2 separate regions of the Homo sapiens genome follow, and region 2 is linked to region 1. A link is an interaction called in ENCODE POLR2A ChIA-PET data of the cell type or tissue named here. Cell type or tissue: OCI-LY7. All regions are shown on one strand. Links, peaks and the distances in the headings refer to the core of each region. The heading gives the core; the rest is flanking DNA.

Region 1 (2,805 bases), core at 115-2,614:
AGTCCTCATAATATTCCCTTTAACAGCCTGTTGTAGCTCTTTGGTGTTCAGCCCAAGCACATCTGATATACGCTGGTGCCATCACCAGGAACATGTGTCCATCACACCACCATAAGTGGTGTCTCTCTCTGATGTTGGAAGAGACACTGCCAAGGACATTTTCGCTGGAGGTAGGAGGTGGGGTCATAAAAGGAGTAGCAAAGTACCTTGTTCAAAAGGGTCAGATCTTTGAAAGATTTCCGCACACCACTTCCAAGAATAACCACTTTACAATGACAACACCACTGTGGTCTGAGTGCTGCGCTTTCTGCAATACCATGACTAGAATCCTTATATCCAGAAAGACCTAAAGGCAATCAACTTTTGTTAGTAATTAAAACTGACTGATGACACAAGGTGGCACATGGTGAAAAATTATGCAGTATCAACTCATTACAACATGGTTCATTAACATTATTCTTTAATTAATAAAAAAAATTTATCTTCTAAGCAATGGTTACAGAGTCGATTATCTGACACTAGGGCAAAAATAAAGAAACATGCCTATTCTCAAATAGCTGGGAAAGCAATGGCAGTATAAAAGAAGAATCTAATAAAACTAAGTCACCAAGAGAGATTACTATTCAGTCTAAGTACAAAGTAAGACAGAGAGGGAAACAGATATTACTTTTGCTTGCAGGTTAAGATGGTAAAAAAACATTTTATGAAAGATACAATGACATATGTATAAGAGTCTTAAATAAGTGTGACTTGCAGAGTCAGAAATGAGGAAAGAGCCAAGGCCAAGGATAAGAAGGTAAATAAGGACTCAGGAATTAGAAAGCATCATTCAGGTGCAGTGTGAAGGCAAAAAGGAGCAGGGAAAAAGTGACAGAACAGCTAGAAGCCAAGAGGAGGAAGCCAGGGCCTGGACTGAGCACGCCTGTAAGATTGCCAGTGAGGCAGGAAGGAAAGCGACATCATGGTCGGTCTAAGGAAGTTGTTCCATTCTCAGAGATGGGGGGCATGAACACCTCTGTGGGAAGAGAAGGGCCCTATAGAGCTGGTGCAGAGGTAAAACAAGAGGTAGGTGAGGATGGAAAGCAGAGGAGAACAGGAAACAGAACCCACGTCAGGTCACCAGCCCCATCTGTACCAGGTGGCCCAGGTGCAGCGGGATGGGGGTTGGGAGACAGGAAGAACAAAAGCTGCTCAAGGGCAAGCCCGTCACAGGCTTCTTCTGGCAGCCTGCACAGATGGCTGGCACTCACATAGCCCCTGGTGACAGCATGACAGAATACACAGGCCAAAGCACTAGAGGTCAAAATCACAGCACAGAAAACAGAACACCCACACATGGTAAGTTCACCAAGGACTATACGCCAGCATGTTACCTGTCCGTTGTTAAAAGATAATCAGTATCTCAAAGAGTAAGCTTAACTTTTGAATCAGGAATGGATTTGGGGTTAACAAAAAGCTCACTAGCTCACCATTGCTTGTTGGAGGAAATGGTACATTAGGCTGCTTCAGCCGGTAAGAGCTCACTAATCTGGGAGGGTTTGCAGATCCTGGCGGAGGCCCACGGAGAAGTAAATGCTGTCGATACTCCAAACCCGGGTTGATTCTGTGGCTACTGACCAAACCCATGGATGGGACATCTGGAGCACTGCTAACCTCATAGCTGTTAGGGATTCGGACGTGAAGAAGGTCGGAAAATGCAGCCACAACACTGCTAATGTTCTAAAACCAAATGCAAATGCTGTATTATTCACCCAGAAGGCAACAGTGAACCACTGAAGAAAAATACACACTTAGGATAAATCCTCTTTGCATGATACATAGATTCTAAGAAAATCCAACAAATTTTATTTAGACTTAAAGAACCTCAGGAAAAAAATTAGCTCTAACGAACTAATATCCAAAAAAAGAAATTTATAAACAGAAATCCTCATAAAGGGATTCCAATTAACATTAAATATCTAGTAACACATTAAACTATTTTAGATATTGTAACATCTGACAGACCCCGTCAGTTCCTACAGGTGGTCAGAAAGCTTACTTCCAGGGGCTTCCCTCCAGCTCTGACACAACCCGTAAGAACAGACAAAGGTCTTGCTACTGCTGTATTTTGTTGATAACCAAAATATCACATCATTGGACTTCTAGTTTGGTCTCTACTGAAATGTCTTCACAGAATTCAGAGTTAAAAAAATAAAAAATCCTCAGGAAATTACTTATGTTTGATATAAGCAGATGCTACTTGAAGAACATTTCTATTGCTTCTGCAAAACTATTACTGTTGATAAAGTTCTTTTTCATTGCTTAATTTTCTTCTCTGTTAACAGTTACAAAGAAGTTTTTTCTGAGATGGACATGATGGCTCACACATGTAGTCCCAGCTACTGAGGAGGCTAAAGCAGAAGGATTACTTGAGCCCAGTAAGTTTGAGGCTGCAGTGAGCTATGACTGTGCCACTGCACTCCAGCCTGGGCAACAGAAGGAGACTGTGTCTCTATTAAAAAAAAAAAAAAAAAAAGAGTTCTCTAAAGTATACATCCTTTAATAAGAAAATGTGAGCTCTAATTTCCCTTTTTACTTGACGTAGGCTGAGACCAATTCAATGACAAACGATGGCACTCAAAGGCAGCTGAGAGGTCTGCAGTGAGCATCAGCTCTGCTCTCTGACCCTTTATCCTCAGTGATCCTGTTTGTGTGTGTTTTATGGTAGACACCTGACCCATCTTTGAAAATTGGGGACATACTGTTTAACATTAAGAAGTCATTTAATCTTTTACCTCAGCAGCTGTAGGATGCAGAGTAATTGCT
Region 2 (2,805 bases), core at 175-2,674, 76 kb before region 1:
CTTACAGTGGGCTGTGATCTTCACAAGTATTTCTCTAGCGTTAGAGCTCTTCTCCCCTGTTATCTATTCCTGCCCTATTTCCTTGAGGCCCTGACCTTTGCGGATTTTTTTGCCCTGTAGGTATGACAGGAAGGCTGGAGGGGGCTGGAGTGGGAGGAATGCCCTTTGCATTCCCCTAGTTAGGAGAAGGATCTAGCAAAGTTTTTTTCCCCTGGAGCAAATGACTTTGTGGCAGAGAAAACTCTGGGCTTATTACTCTTCCCCTCCCCTGCCAGAGGGATCTCTCTGGGATCTTTTACCTTAGTGCCTGGTGGAGTTCCTGGAGGTAAAGCCCACAGAAGTGTGGGTCTCGCACCTCCTGAGACTGCTTCCCCGAGTTTCTCACTCTCACTAGTCCACACCGAGCATCCAGCACCAGCTTATGGCTCTGGCAGTTTCTGCTCCAGGTAAGCGGATCTCCTCTGTGTCTTTCCAGGTTTCCAGCACAGTTTGCCCTGTTAGCTCAGTTCTCTGATCGTCCCAAAAGAGCCATTGATTTTGAATTTTCCCAGCTTTTTCTCATTACATGTTGCAGCTGAAAGCGAAGTCACCACCTTGTTTTTAACTTGTATTTTGTGACTTGTTACCACTTCAGTGCTTTAGACACATAGGCTCAGTGCTGCAATATTGTGTCTAGGTTTGATTATGCTAAATTTAACCTTTCTTATGTATCACCGGAGTAGTAAGGATTTCAAACTACCCTGCCTGGTAGCTTTCGCTTTCCTTAGAAAAGCTTATCACTTCTTGACTGGGCCCCGTGGCTCCCGCCCATAATCCCAGCACTTTGGGAGGCCAAGGCAAGGCTGGCGGATCACCTGAGGTCGGGAGTTTGAGACCAGCCTCACCAACATGGAGAAACTCCGTCTACAAAAATACAAGCCGTGGGGTGGCGCATGCCTGTAATCCCAGCTCCTTGGGAGGCTGAGGCAGGAGAATCGCTTGAACCCGGGAGGCGGAGGTTGCGGTGAGCTGAGATTGCGCTGTTGCACTCCAGTCTGGGCAACAAGAGCAAAACTCTGTCTCAAAAAAAAAAAAAAAGACACTTTGGGAGGCCGAGGCGGGCGGATCACGAGGTCAGGAGATCGAGACCATCCTGGCTAACACACTGAAACCCCGTCTCTACTAAAAATACAAAAAAATTAGCTGGCCGTGGTGGCGGACTCCTGTAGTCCTGGCTACTCCGGAGGCTGAGGCAGGAGAATGGCGTGAAGCCGGGAGGTGGAGCTTGCAGTGAGCCGAGATCGTGCCACTGCACTCCAGCCTGGGCGACAGAGCGAGACTCCGTCTCAAAAAAAAAAAAAAAAAAAAAAAAAAAAAGAAGAAGAGAGAAAAGTTCATCGCTTTTTTAATGTTCTGTTCCTGCAAGTATGAAGATATGTTACTGCTTTTCAGAAAAAGCAGTGTGCTTTTTTCTGTGCATTATTTTGCACTTTAAGGCAAGAAAAGCTGTAAAGGCTCTCTTTATTAGATTTTTCATTTAGAAATAAATTAGTTCATCTAAGGATTTGTCAAGTTGTTCCTTTTCTGTTGAAACCTGAATTGATTGGTTTTGGTTCTTCTGGAAGCAGATCTTGAGATAGAAATCTGAATCCAAGTTGTGTATTTGCGAGGTAATCCCAGGACACACCAGTAGGGGAATGAAGTGCGCCGTCTAGGAAAGACAGCCAATAAAGGGCATGTTTTCAAGCCAGGTCCCGCTGTGGACAAATGAAGCTTGATTGTGCTGAGGAATTCTAGAGCCAGTGTAGCATACGTATGTCAGAGTTGTGATTTTTCCACTGGGGGTTTGGAGGGAGGCTGGATTTAAGGAAGCTGGAGTCTTCTTATCAGTATATTGTGAGGACTGCCCTCAGGTAGGTACACATTCCCCTGTAGTTTGGGCCTGCCCTGCACGTGGGCAGATGGGCTTCAGAAGCCAGAGATACAGGTACTGGCAGTTGGAATTCAGAACACTGTGCGGGATAGTAATGCTCAAGGGGACCTGCAAACAACAGTAACTGCGATGTTTATTTACTGGGCTTGGTTAACAGCATGAGCTAGGATCTGGTGATTTGCCAGATTGATTAAGTCTGTCAGCTTTCTAAACCTGTTGAGGTGGTAGATTCTCAGAAATTAATTTTCTATACAGTTCACGATGTATGGAGGAAAAAAGTTTTCTGAAAAAGGCCCATAGCTGGGCATGGTGGCTCATGCCTATAATCCCAATACTTTGGGTGGATGAGGTGAGGATCGCTTGAGCCCAGGAGTTGGAGGCTACAGTAATCTATGATCATAACCACCACACCCCAGCCTGGGTGACAGTGAGACCTTGTCTCAAAAAAAAGGCCCAAGATTCTGTCACAGTTTGATTTGCTGATGTTCTTTTTGGCAGTACCTAGCCTGCACTCTTTGAAATGCCAAAACAACTGTTTAGAAAATAGCCCTGGCCTTGTGCTTCCGATAATGGCCTGAGTAACCTAGTTAAAGCCAGCTGATACTTTTCTGAAAAGCATCAAGGAATTTACAACATAGTAAAGAATTACTGGGTTAAGATTTGGGAGATGATAGAAAACCAGAGACGTGAGCCTCTGACCCAGGGCCGCTTTTGCCCGGCTATTTGCTGTTCTGGAAGAGCAGGTGAGAGGCTGAGCAGTGTAGTTAACTGACTCACAGGAGGACAGAAACAAAAACTGGAGTCTAGAACTTGCTGTGGGTAAGAATCCTGGTGAGCCACCTGGGGTTAATGTTGAAACCTTGAGAGGCTGCCATCCAGAACACTCATGGGCT

The links. ChIA-PET counts read pairs that join two places held together with the same protein. Peaks named below come from ENCODE experiments on the same cell type or tissue, not always from the same donor. Only the 100,000 strongest peaks of a DNase experiment are listed, where the experiment ranks them.
Region 2: POLR2A ChIA-PET joins it to region 1 with 6 read pairs; 3 of 35 experiments call an interaction of 5 or more read pairs at or near these places.

The regions. Positions count from the first base shown.
Region 1 is chr7:152,151,236-152,154,040 of GRCh38, forward strand. It overlaps KMT2C (lysine methyltransferase 2C), which reads right to left. Exons shown (of 59, transcript NM_170606.3): 48 at 2,775-2,805; 49 at 1,470-1,719; 50 at 207-346. Among named protein-coding and RNA genes, the nearest start is that of GALNT11, 130 kb to the left of the region's middle. In OCI-LY7, for the core only: no CTCF peak of the experiment used is centred there; a DNase peak (open chromatin) is centred at 1,186; H3K27ac peaks cover 1,553 bases.
Region 2 is chr7:152,074,735-152,077,539 of GRCh38, forward strand. All of the region lies in intron 1 of GALNT11 (polypeptide N-acetylgalactosaminyltransferase 11), which reads left to right. Among named protein-coding and RNA genes, the nearest start is that of GALNT11, 50 kb to the left of the region's middle. In OCI-LY7, for the core only: CTCF peaks have their summits at 1,640 and 1,840; a DNase peak (open chromatin) is centred at 1,677.